Regions from separate parts of the Homo sapiens genome. Here region 1 is linked to region 2. Evidence: chromatin loops called from intact Hi-C (ENCODE). Cell type or tissue: endothelial cell of umbilical vein. All regions are shown on one strand. Each heading gives the region's core, and the rest is flanking DNA. Links, peaks and the distances in the headings are about the cores only.

The links. Hi-C counts contacts between places; a loop is a spot of excess contacts. Peaks named below come from ENCODE experiments on the same cell type or tissue, not always from the same donor. Only the 100,000 strongest peaks of a DNase experiment are listed, where the experiment ranks them.
Region 1: it touches region 2 in a loop (9-fold over the local background); 37 of 110 quality-filtered maps call a loop at or near these places.

Annotation. Positions count from the first base shown.
Region 1 is chr12:46,300,029-46,306,843 of GRCh38, forward strand. No RefSeq gene overlaps it. Among named protein-coding and RNA genes, the nearest start is that of SLC38A1, 34 kb to the left of the region's middle. In endothelial cell of umbilical vein, for the core only: a CTCF peak has its summit at 3,224 (motif pointing left); no DNase peak of the experiment used is centred there; H3K27me3 peaks cover 140 bases.
Region 2 is chr12:46,149,966-46,156,780 of GRCh38, forward strand. No RefSeq gene overlaps it. Among named protein-coding and RNA genes, the nearest start is that of SLC38A1, 120 kb to the right of the region's middle. In endothelial cell of umbilical vein, for the core only: a CTCF peak has its summit at 3,499; DNase peaks (open chromatin) are centred at 2,626 and 4,446; H3K27ac peaks cover 756 bases.

The DNA.
Region 1 (6,815 bases), core at 1,141-6,140, 150 kb after region 2:
TTTTCCTGTGCTTAATTCTCACTGAAGCCAGAGAGTGTTAAATGCCCATGAGGATACAGTGGAGTTAAGGAATACAGGAAGAGGAGTCAGATGGTGCTAATATTACAACAAAACTGTAGGGGGAATGGTTTCTAAAGTTATGATATTATGCATAACACATTAAAAATGTAATTTTGCAGCTTAGTTAATAAAATGGGAAGATCCAAGTAATGTTAACTGAAAATAAATTAGGAAACTGGTATATGCAGTATGATTCTCAAATGGCAGAATTTAAAAGTGCATGTAAATGTATGTTTTTGAAAAATACATATAATCACATAGTTTTTAAAGGTCAGGATTCTTAAAAATATGTATATTATTAGAGGCTATTTCTGGGTGAAAGCACTTACGGTGATTTTATGTTCTTTAAACTCATTTTCATTTTTGCATTTTTCTACATGAGGCATTAATTTTATAATCAGAAGAAAATTATACTTTTAAAAAAGAGGAGTGGCATTTAGAGTTTGTTTTCCCTGTTAGGTGTTTTAAGTCTGAATTAAAGCTACTGTTTTGGCCAGGCGTGGTGGCTCACTCCTGTAATGCCAGCACTTCGGGAGGCCAAGGCAGGTGGATCACGAGGTCAGGAGATCGAGACCATCCTAACATGGTGAAACCCCATCTCTACTAAAAATACAAAAAATTAGCTGGGCATGGTGGCAAGCACCTGTAGTCTCAGCTACTCAGGAGGCTGAGGCAGAGAATCGCTTGAACCCTGGAGGCAGAGGTGGAAGTGAGCCAAGATCGCACCATTGCACTCCAGCCTTGGCAACAAGAGTGAAACTCTGTCTCAAAAAAAAAAAAAGCTGCAGTTTCTGCTGAGATTTTACCCAGTGGGGGCAATATTTGTCCCCCAAATTTCTGCAGTTGCATTTATGTTTGTGAGAGCCTTAAGTGCGGGGAAGAAGTCAGGTGCCGCCTCTTTCACCAGCTGTTAGTTGTTTAACAACAGTAAGTAGAAGTGTTCTTCCTATTAAGTGGGAAAGGGAAGCCGGCCTGCAGGGACAGGCAGAAGTGGGGGGTGATAAAGAGGAATCTTCAAAAGGGCCTTCCTCTTCAGCATTTTTCAGTGATGATTATTTGAGAGATTTGAACAGCTGCATCCTGCAGCTGTGTTTCCAGCTGTGCTAAGTGGGGTTGAGCAAAGCACCCCAGTGGCTTTTTTCTGGGACATGTAGACTAGCCAGTAAATACAGTAAATATGGTAGAGCTGGGACTTCATTGAGCCTTGAGGGAATTAGCTTTCTGGACAACTTTCAGAAAGTTGAAGTTCTAACTTTCAGGCATTGGAAAGATCAAGTGAGCCAATGTACATAAAATAAAAACCTACACAGCACTATATTGATGAGTTTCTGTGAGATTATCAATATTTCTCCCCTTAAGCTCTAAAGCTTCAATGCTTAATCACCATTACTTTCACATATGTTGTGGAAAACATTTTTAATTGCTTAGCATATTTTTAAAATGTGAAAACATTACAATGACCATGATGAATGTTTTAGAGCAAGGAAAGAATGATTCATCATTTGAGAACCCAAAAATTTTCATTTTGGCCTTAAAATATTTAAGCTTATAAGAATAAACTATATTACAAAAAAATTTTGAAAAAATTAGCATCCCATTACCCTAAAACAACTGTCATCAATCCTGTGTATTCATTTCCAAGATTTTTTCTAAAGGCAACATCTGTCAAGTTTAAATTGTAGTGGATATAATAATTTTGTAATCTAATTCCTTTTTGCTTTTCCGTTTAGTATCATATTAGATAGGAGACAGTTTAGGATAGTGGTTAAACTCCCAGGCTCTGGAGTCAGCTATGAGCTTCTATAAGGAGTTCTCTTTTCATCAAGTGGAAAAGGAGACTAGCTAGATAGGAAGAGGGAAGCGAGCATGAAGGAAGAACCTTTAAGGGAGCCTTAAATAGGCTGGGAGCGGTGGCTTATGCCTGTAATCCTGTAATCCCAGCACTTTGGAAGGCTGAGGAGGGAGGATCACACGGTCAGGAGCTCAAGATCAGCCTGGCCAACATGGTGAGACCCCGTCTCTACTAAAAAAACACAAAAATTAGCCAGGCATGGTGGCATGCACCTGTAATCCCAGCTACTCAGGAGGCTGAGGCAGGAGAATTGCTTGAACCCGGGAGGCAGAGGTTGCAGTGAGCCAAGATTATGCCACTGCACTCTAGCCTGGGCGACAGAGCAAGACTCTGTCTCAAAAACAAACAAACAAACAAAAAAAAAACAGCAACAACAAAACGAGAGAGCCTTAAACCCTGCTTCCTAGGGTTATTGTGAGACAGAAAGGAAGTAATATCCATACATATCTAATATACAGCTTGGAACATAGTAAGCATTTAATAAATGGTAGCTATTGTACCATGCATATATTGTAACATAGACTTTATGTAAATTATTTTAATATCAACATAGAATTCCATTGGATAAAGGTAGTATAATATCTTTAATCTATTATTGGCTTTTAATTCTCTTTCTTTCTTTCTTTCTTTTTTTTTGAGACAGAGTCTCGCTCTGTCGCCCAGGCTGGAGTGCAGTGGCGCAATCTTGGCTCACTGCAAGCTCCGCCTCCCGGGTTCACGCCATTCTCCTGCCTCAGCCTCCTGAGTAGCTGGGACTACAGGCGCCCACCACCACGCCCAGCTAATTTTTTTGTATTTTTAGTAGAGACGGGGTTTCACCGTGTTAGGCAGGATGGTCTCGATCTCCTGACCTCGTGATCTGCCCGCCTCGGCCTCCCAAAGTGCTGGGATTACAGGCTTAAGCCACTGCACCCAGCCAATTTTCTTATAATTTTTAACATTATAAATAATGCAGGACATATCTGTCCCCACATTTTAGATGATCTTTTGAGACCACATATAGGTTAACAGAATTACTACGTCAGCAAACATTTTTTAGAATTTTTGATACATTTTACTATATTGCTTTCCAAATACGTTCCAATATCATCATCAATATTTGAAAGCAACAGTTTTACTGTACCATTGCCAGGATTGAATATGAAAGTTAATTTGTGTGTGTGCATGTGTGCATGCATGTACACACATGCCTGTGTTTGTGTATGCTTACTAATTTGGTGGGAAGCTAATGATGATGTAAGATTATTTTTTGCTAAGCCAGAGCAAAGTCTCTGATAGGCTGGCCTGTGGAACTAGGAAGTACTGCCCCCTAGAGGTCATCTGCATGATCCTGGCTGACTGACTTCCTAACTGTGTTAGAAAGTTCCAGAAATTTAACTCCCTTGGAATGTTGTCGCTAGATGTTCAGTTTTATCTCTCAACTTACAGTGATCCGGAAACTCAGGGTAAATGAACTAAATAGAATACAGCTCGCAAATGGGGCTTACGATGTGTAGAAAGTTTTAATGTAAAAGAGAGAACCTCCCCCCAAAACAAAAATCATTAAACTTCAGGAAGAGGCAATTGAGCCTTTAAGGAAAAATCATCTTAGTATAAAGATATATATTGCACAGAGTGGTTCAGGCTTAACTGCAGAGTCTGGGCTGCTGGAAAGAGTTGGTGTTCTGCGGGTTTAGAAAGAGAAGATGGTGATTAAGGAGTAGAGGAAGGAGAAGAACTGTATCATGTGTGGCACATCTCTGCTGTGGTTACCTTTCTCTGAAATGGCTGGTCTCCAACTAGGAAAAGCAGATGTCTCTAACCAGCTGCAAAGTGAGAAAAGATCTAGAGTGAATAGGACAGGCAGGGGTCTGTGGGTAGTAGAGCAGTAGCCCTCGGTGGAGCAGGGATGGCTCCAACAGCAGACACTGAGGCAGGGAGAGCATTGCTCTAGGCACCACTAAGTATATGTGAGGCAGTGGGCCTGCTCATTAAAGCTTACTTTCCTCCTTCTGAATTGCTACTTCTGATCTACTATAGGCTTGGATACCAGATACTTAATCTTGTCAGAATTGTGTGTAAAATAACAATAAAAGTTCCCTGAAAGGAGGATTCTGGGAAAATGGCAGAATAGGAAGCACCAGAAGTGTGTCTCCCCACCTACACAACAATCACAATGGCAGAATCTGGCTAATGTAACTATTTTGGAACTCCGGAGTATCTTCAATGCTTGCAACTTCCAGGGAAAGGCTCAGAAAGTAAATTACAGTTTCTTTTGGTCCATTTCAGTTCTTGGCACAGTAACAACTACCTCAACCCTCTGGCAGGCAGCTGTACACATGTTCCTGGAGCAGATTGCACACAGCTTGAGGGAGCTAGAGAGGGCAAAAAGGACCCTGTCCTAATGTTTGGGACCTGTTTGCTGATCGCTGCTTCTGATTACAGAGATATAAACAAAGGGGCAGGAAGCCCCTATTGTTGCACCTCTCTCTATTATTCGAAGTCCCTCTTTCTCTGGCTGAAGTGATTTTCAGAGCATTTAAATGGCTGGCACATTTTTTCCCCTTCATTTTGTCTTTTTCCTCTTTGGGGACAATACATTAAAAACTAGAACGTCCAAAAGCGACTACATATACAGAGAAATTAGAAAGTCGTAGTGCCTGCCCAGGGAAAGGCAGAGGCTCAGAAAAGGACTGAGAGGACTTTAGGTTTATGCCTCAGGCTGATCCTCAGCACAGAGATAGCCTACAATAATCAATAGACAAACAAAAACAAAAACCAAAACCCTGGAGAAGGGGGAGAATCTGATATCCAGAGTTACTACATTATTCAAATGTCCACTTTTCAACAAAAAAATCACCAGGTGTACAAAGAAACAAGAAAGAAAGACTCATTCAAAAGAAAAAAATAAACAATAAACCAAGAGAAACTGTTCCTGAAAAACACCTAATTCTGAATGGACCAAAAACTTTAAACAACCATCTTAAAAATGCTCAAATATTTAAAGGAAGACATAAGGAAAGTCAAGAAAACAATGTATGCAAAAATGGAAATATCAGTAAAGAGACAGAAAACCTAAAGAGAAACCACAAAAAAATTCTGGAGCTTGTAACCTTGAATATAGGACAAAAGAAATTATCTACTCTGAGGAACAGAAGTAAAACAAATTGAAGAAAAGTGAACATAATGTAAGGGACCCATAGAACGCCATCAAATGGACTGATCCATGCACTGTGGGAGTCCAAGAAGAAAAATGATAAAAAACAGAAAGAATATTTGAAGAAATAGTGGCCAAAGCATTCTAAATTTAATGAGAGACATGATTATAAACATCCAAAAGCTCAATGAACTTTGAATAAGATAAACTCAAAGACACTGATATGGTTTCAATCTGTGTCCCCACCCAAATCTCATGTTCAGTTGTAATCCCCAATGTTGGAGGTGAGGCCTGGTGGGAGGTGATTGGAGCATGGGATCAGATTTCTCATGAATTGTTTAGCATCACCCCCTTGGTGCTGTTCTCCTGATAGTGAGTGAGTTTTCGTGAGATCTTGTTGTTTAAAAGCATGTCACACCTCCCCACTCACTCTCTCTCTTGCTGCTCTGTGCTTGCATCCCCTTCACCTTCCACAATGATTGTAAGTTTCCTGAGGTCTCCCCAGAAGCCAAGCAAATGCCAGCATAATGATTCCTGTACAGCCTGCTGAAGTCTAAACTTCTTTTCTTAATAAATTACTCAGTCTCAGGTATTTCTTTATAGCAATGCAAGAATGGACTAATACAGACACCCACACCAACACATACTGTAATTAAACAGTTGAAATACAAATATAAAAAGAGAACGTTGAAAGCAGTGAGAGAGAAGTAACTAATCACATACAAAAGATTCTCCATAAAAATATTAGCAGATTTCTTATCAGAAACTTTGGAAGCCAGAAGGGAGTGGACTGATATATTCAAAGCGCTAAACAGAAAAAAACCTGTCAATGAAAAATCCTATACCTGTCAAAATTATCCTTCAGAAGTGAGGGAGAAATTAAGACATTCACAGATAAATAAAGCTGAGGGACTTTGCTCCCACTAGACCTGCTCTACAAGAAATACTAAAGTAAATCTTGTAGGTTTAAATTAAAGGGTACATAAGTTAAGAGACTAGTGCATTTAAAAAATATTAGTTTATGTTTTGGAACACACAATGTATAAAGATGTGTCACATCAATAACTGAAGGGCATGGATGGAGATATAAAAGATAATTTTTGTATGTCATTGAAGTTATAAATTCAAATTAGAGTGTTATAACTTTAGTGTGTTAAATGCAATCCCCATGGTAACCACATAGAATTAGCTATAGAATATACACATAAAGAAATGAAAAAGAAATTTAAATATTTTACTACAAAAAAATTGATTAAACACAAAAGAAGATGTAATGCAGAAAATGAGGGACAAAAAAGCTGTAAGGCACGTAGGAAACAAACAGCAAAGTGACAGAAGTAAGTCCCTCCTTATCAATAATTACTTTAAATATAAATGGATGAAATTCTCCAGTCAAAACACAGAGATTGGCAAAATGGATTAAAAAAGAAACATGATCCAACTATATGCTGTCTAAAGAAACTAACCTTATATCCAGACAAACAGATTGAAAGTGAAAAGATGGAAAAAGCTCCTTCATGCAAATAGTAACCAGAAGAGAGCTGGGATGACTATAACTAATATTGGAGAAAATAGACATATCAAAAAGATTACAGGAGACAAAAATAACATTATATATGCATAAAAAGGCCAATACAGCAAAATGATATAACAATTATAAATGTCTGTGCACCTAATAACAGACTATCAAAATTTATGGATCAAAAATGTACAGAATTGAAAGAAGAAATTGAGACTTCAATATCCCACTATCAATAACAGTGCAAC
Region 2 (6,815 bases), core at 1,128-6,127:
TGTATGAATTACTAGGAGCTTTTTGAAATAAAATTAACATTGTCTATTAAGATTTAAAGTCCACATAGTAATTGACTCAACAAATACTTACTTAGAAGTCTGTCCCATAAAAATAAACACACACAAAATTCAGGATACACACAAGAAAGTGGTCATTAAAGCATTGTTTGTATTGGGAGGGAAAAAAGGAATAAAAACAAACTGAATGTTCTACAATAGGGAAATGATCGAATGAATTCCACTATATGCAATATTATGCAGTTATTTAAAAATGTATCAGATCTATATTCATTGAGCAAGAGAGATATCTTTGGGTAGATGGCTAAATTAAAAAAAAAAAGAAAGTTGCTGAATAATGTGAGTAGAATGATTCCATATTTACCAAAGTGAAGCAAATGAAAAGTAAGCAAATAAAACCCTTGTGGGTGTTCTGTGTTTGATGGAGAAAGTGTGGAAGGAAATATAGTTAAGCTCCAAACCAGCTAATAAAAGCCAATTTAGCCATAAAGTAATGAGAAATGTTAGCAAAATATTTTTTACATCATTTAACCAGGCTGTTCAGCTGTTCCTTGGGGAAGTGGGCATGGAGGAAGGGGGTGGGGGGAGGTAATGAATGCCTTATATTGTTTAATTAAATGCTTTGTATTGTTTCATTTGTTACAATGAGGATATACTACTTTTGTAAGTTAAAAAAGCCTCTTTGAGCACTCCAACCATTGTGTTATTTTCATCTGACTCTCATTATGCCTTGAAATGCTACTTATATTTTGTCATTCCCTCTTCCTTTCTGAAGACAAATTTTTATCTCTCCAGGCCCAGGTCTAGAGCTACCCCACTATGAAGCCTTTTTTGACTTGCTTACTAGGTAGACTTTCTTTGTACCCTATGATTTTCTTTACTATTAATTTAGCGCTGATGTGGTTTGGCTCTGTGCCCCCACCCAAATCTCATCTCGAATTGTAATCCCCATGTGTCGAGGGAGGGATCTGTTGGGAGGTGATTGGATCTTGGGGGTGGTTTCCCCCATGCTGTTTTTGTGACAGTGAGTGAGTTCTCATGAGATCTGATAGTTTTAAAGTCTTTGGCAGTTTTTCCCTGCTCTCTCTCCTGCTGCCCTGTGAAGAAGTTTCCTGCTTCCTCTTCACCTTCTGCCATGATTGTAAATTTCCTGAGGCCTCCCCAGCCATGCAGCACTGTGAATTAATTAAACCTCTTTCTTTTAAAAATTACCTAGTCTCAGGTATTTCTTTATAGCAGTGTGAAAATTAACTAATACAAGCACTTATCAGAGTTAACCATGCTGTGTGTTTACTTGGCTGTCTACTTTTTGCTAGAACTTAAACCTTTCAAGGGTAGAGACTCTTGTTTCATGTATTTAGTAATGTCTGTGCCTGGCACAGAGTCGGTGCATAATAGTTGTTTGTTGAGTGGAGAAGCTAAGTCTTTGAAGGAGAGACTTACCTTGTATCATGTAGTTCATAAGCCTATTTATGGCACTGTTCAAAAATATCATTGCTCCAGTCAGCAATCTTTAAAAAAATCTGATGATTAAGAAGATTATAAACACTTTTCTGCTGAATCTTAGTGGGAAAAAAATCCCTAGGATTAATATATTTAAATTAACCTTGAGATGTTAAGTTCTCATGTCAAGTATTTACTTGTAATAAAAATAGATTTTCCCCCTAGCTCTGCATTCCCTAATATTTAGAAAGGTGTCACCAAATATATACAAACATTTCTGACAGACCTAAATGACAGGGAGAAAAAGGGGATGTTGTCATACTCATTTTTCAAGGTCTATTTCTTTTCTGGTTTTCCCAATGAAAGTAGCATTTTTAAAAGTGCTATAAAAGTAATGCCTAATCATTTTTAAAATAATAAAATGCAGAAATTCACAAAAAGAAAGTGAAACCCACTTGGAATCTTATTATTTGTTGATAAATACAATTAGCATTTAACAATATATATCATTTCAGGCTTTTTTCTGTACCCAACTCACAAATATTTGTACAAAACAGGATCTTAAAATCATAGCATTTTGCAACCTGATTTTTTACTTAAAATAAATCTGGTCATTTTCATATTAATACATATAGACCTACATCTGCACTTTTAATGGTATTTTTTCTCTGGATGTATCATAAGTTATTAAACCAATATCCTATTGATGATGGATGCATAAAATTAAGGTAAGGAAATCAGACTATCTGTGTTGGAACCCATGGTATGCCTCTTATTAGCTGTGTGACCTTGGGCAAATTTATTTAAATTCTCTGGACCTCAGCCTCCTCATCTGTAAAAGTGGGGAAAGTAATAGTGCGTACTTCCTAGGATGATCATGAGAATGAATGAATGCATGTGAGCCACCTATTGCAGTGCTGGTATACTGTAAATGCTCAGTGTTAGCCACTAGGTTAAGTATCTTTAGAATGGTAGTGGTAAAGGAGAAAGCATAATCAAATAAGCTGAATGGTAACATATTCACAGACTAGAGAACTGAAATACAAAAGTGACATTAGGAATAGATCGGAAAGAATGTCTATCTGTAGTGTTCATTTGACATAGTGGAGAATCTTTGCCTTTGTTTTTCAGGAAACACAATTGTTCTTGGCTCCACTTTAGAGGATGCACATGGCTCAGTGCAGGGTGAGATTGATTTTGGCAACTGAATGGAACATTGGAGAGTTGAGTTTTAAGGCTCATTTGTGAAAAACAATAGCAATAAAGCAATTGACTAAAATGTCCTAATACAAGAAAATGATTGTTTAGAGTGTTGGATGTGATTTTTGGCTCTTGAATAAATTGCTTTGTTCCATTCATGAGAATAGCAGGGATTTTAACAAACATTATACAGTATTTTAAATTTTAGAAGAGCTTAAGTCTTGCATAATTTTATTTACTGTTGAGTAAAACGACTATACAGAACTATATTTCATTCACGTGTGTATATATGCCACACTATTAGAGTTCCCTTGAATTTATATAATAATGATAAGAATAATTCTGCATGCTTGTATAGTGCTTAAAACTGTTGTATGAATTTTTCAATTTTTAGAGGATTGCTTCCTTTTTTTAATTATATACTCTGATTAATCACTACTTTTGAAAAAAAGTAAGAAATCAGATCAAACTTATTTAACCTCAGGTTAAAGAAAAGAAAATGTGTTTTTTTTTTTAGTTGTGGAGAAAATGCATAGCCAAGAAAATCCCTGTTGAAATGTAAATTTTATAATAACATGAACTATAAAAAAATCATATGAGTGGCCGATGCCATTAAAATCAATTGATTTCTGTCGGACACAAACTACAGAAATCCCTTGTCAGAGAGGAGGAATATAGTTATTTTTAACTTGGTAACAAAATATTAATTTTGCATTATTTTTACCTGTAAAACCTTTCGGGAAGAGACAAATTACTTCCCCGTTGCCTAAGACAAAACAAAATGAAAACCATGTAAATTCTTTCATTGCACAAACTATTGCATTCCAGATGGTGGTGCTGTTCTCATTGAAAGAACACATCCCAAAAATGGTTTTGTTTTTTTTTTTTGAGGTAAAATTTTGCAATTACTCTTTCATTTATAAATTAAACTGTTAAGACAACAATAAATTATAGATACACTTTCTACTAGCCTTTAAAACTATTGTTTTTAGATTTGGGATTACTTTAATCTATAGTGATTAATCAACCATGTACTTAGCAAAAAGATAGTGGTGTGGTATATTTATTTATGGTGGGTAGTGGTATAAAAGTGTACAACACCATTCTTTGTATTTGAAAAGCAAAATATCCAAAGAATGCCACTATCTTTTTAAAACACAGTGCTACATTTATGAAGACACAAAAACCTATAGAAAAGGTGCAAAATTTTAAGACAAATCATTACTCAGATGGTTAAATGGAATTGCTAGTCAGATTCCAGCAGGGAAGCAGACTATTAAAGTCACACAATATATAACTGCCAACAGCTTTGCTTTCATTTTAGATAACATTTTGTTGTTGTTATTTCATTTTTTCAGTTTCATATTTTTATTCCAGTCACTTCCTAAGAAATGAAAATTTCTTTCTTTCTATAACATTTGCTTTATGAAATAATGCCCAAATATTCATATGTAGCTCTCTGAATGCCTGTGGATGCTTAAAGAAAAAATATCACCACATATTTATTTAAATTAGATGAAATCCAAATGTTTCCTGTGCAAGGACTGCAGTAGTTCTGTGAATTTGGGCGGGGATTGTCTCTAGTGTGGAAGTTGTTCCCCGGGTAGAAGCTCATATTAAAATGATTAAACACATCTTTCACTGTAAGAAAAACCAATCACTTTCTGTCAGGAAACTAGACATCCCATGTCCCCTTCCCTGCATCAAAATATCCTTAAAGGTTTTAAACTATTTTCTTTCCTTAGAAGAGTAAACAGTGCAGTTGACTCAGAAAGGAATCTGAGTCAGAAAGGAATCAGACTGGGATCAGTCTGGGATTCTGGAATCCATCAACCACTGACTTTTGGCCTTAGGCAAGATGCCTCACTTGTCTAAGCTGTTCCTTATACATAAATGAAAGGGTTGAACTAGCATATAGATAACCTCTCAGGCCACTTCCAAATCTATAACTATGATTCTAAAAGATATTAATAGAGATTTAATATATATATGTATTTACACACACAATAATATATATGTATATTTACACAATAAGCAAAATGAATTATTATTTGGCCATAAAAGGAAAGAAGTACAGATACATGATAGATTAAGATGGATGAGCCTTAAAAGCATAAACTTTCATTCATGCTAAGTGGAAAAAGCTAGCCACAGAAGACCACATATTGCGTGATACCATTTATATGAAATGCACAGAAGAGTCAAATCTGTGAAGACAGAAAGTAGATTAGTGGTTGCTAGAGACTGGAGGATGGGAGAGGAGAGTTTGGAAGTGGGACTTGACTGCTAATGGGTATAAGATTCCTTTTTGGGGTAATGAAATATTTTACAATTAGATTATGCTGATGGTTGCACTCTTAAAATATATTAGAAGCCATTGAATTGTATGATGTAAATATAGTGACATATAAATTATATCTGAATAAAGCTGTTTTTTAAAATGTGTATTTATATATATGAATATATATGTGTATTGTATGTATATATGTGTGTATTTGTCTATGTATGTAAACTCTGAAGTAGCATAGGTTTCCTATGATGATTCTTTGGCAAGCAGCATGATCTTAAGAGCTTTCACAAGCATAATATATTATGGGTTCCCATGAGAAAGGATGTGTAAATATATAAAGCAGTAATTTGGCTTTTCAAGTGCCGGAGACAGATGCTTTGGACAGGCTTAGGTTTATCCCTTCCTGCAACAAAAGTTATAGGTCCAATGGGTCCCTCCATCTAAGATGGCTTATTCTAAAATAAAACTTCTTTCTAAGGCCTGTTTTCATTGTTCTCAATATTCCAGGTAAGTTTACAAGGAGTGAATTTTGGATTTCCTATCATATGGTTTTATAGATTTTGTGTTTTTTGTTGCTTATTTTCTCCTGTTCTTTGTCTTTTATTCAATCATCGAAGTTTTATTTTGTTTTTGTTACATTTAGTTTTTCTAGTTGCTTGGAAGTTACACAATCTATTTCTACTTCATAATGATTATTCTTATATCTTTTATAATATACCTTTTAAGTATATTTTTCTCTCTATGTCTAGAGTGATCCAGCATTTAACTCAATCATGAGACAAACTTTTGCATACCTTCATTTACCAGCTTACTCTTTTTCTGCTGCTATTTTATGCTGAGATCATCTGGATTTTCATTTCTGGTGGTTATTCTCTTTCCTTACCTCCAATTATTAAGATTTAACTTAATAATTGTTAAATTATTAAGATTTAACTTAATAATTGTTAAATTATTAAGATTTAACTTAATAATTGTTAAATTATTAAGATTTAACTTAATAATTGTTAAATTATTAAGATTTAACTTAATAATTGTTAAATTATTAATTAACAATTATAAGTATATAATAACTTAATAAGTCCCCTACTTATGATGGTTTGATTTATGATTTGTCAACTTTACGATGGTGTCAAAGCATACCCATTCAGTATGCTCTTCGACCTAAGAGGTTACATCAGGATAAACCCATTGTAAGTTGAAAATGTTATCAACTTACAATAGGTTTATTGGGATGTAACTTCATCATAAGTCAAGGAGCATCTGTAATTTTGTCTAGTTTCTTTGTCCATTCCTCCCTTTTTTCTATTCCTGTGTCTTCTTCTTGAGTTCATTTTTCATTATTTGGGAGTACATTCTTTACTAATTTTTTCAGAGATAACTCATGGTTGATAATTTTTTGAGTAGTTACATTTATAAAAATGTCTTTGCCTTCACCTAAGTTATAGTTTAGCTAGGTATAGAATTTTAGGGTCAATCTTTTCTCAGAACTTTGAGGATGTTACAATCTTCTTAATTCAGCATTATTGAAGTCTAATGTCAACATGATATTCATTCTTATATAGATCATCCGTTGTTTACCCTCTAGAAGCCTTTAGAATGCCCACCTTATTCTCTTTGTTCTGAAATTTCACAAGGGTCACTCTGAGTAAATCATTTTTTTAAAAATTTATTCTGCTTGGAACCTGGTGGTTAACAATATGAATATTTTCTTAATCTAAGAAATCTTATTTTACTAATTTCTCAATTTTTTCTCACCTACGTTTTCTCTAGAATGCCTTTAAAATGAACTCCTATTTCTAGAACCCTTATTAAATGGCTGCGGAAATCTGGGTCAATCTTTCATGTCTCTAAACTTTTCTTTGGT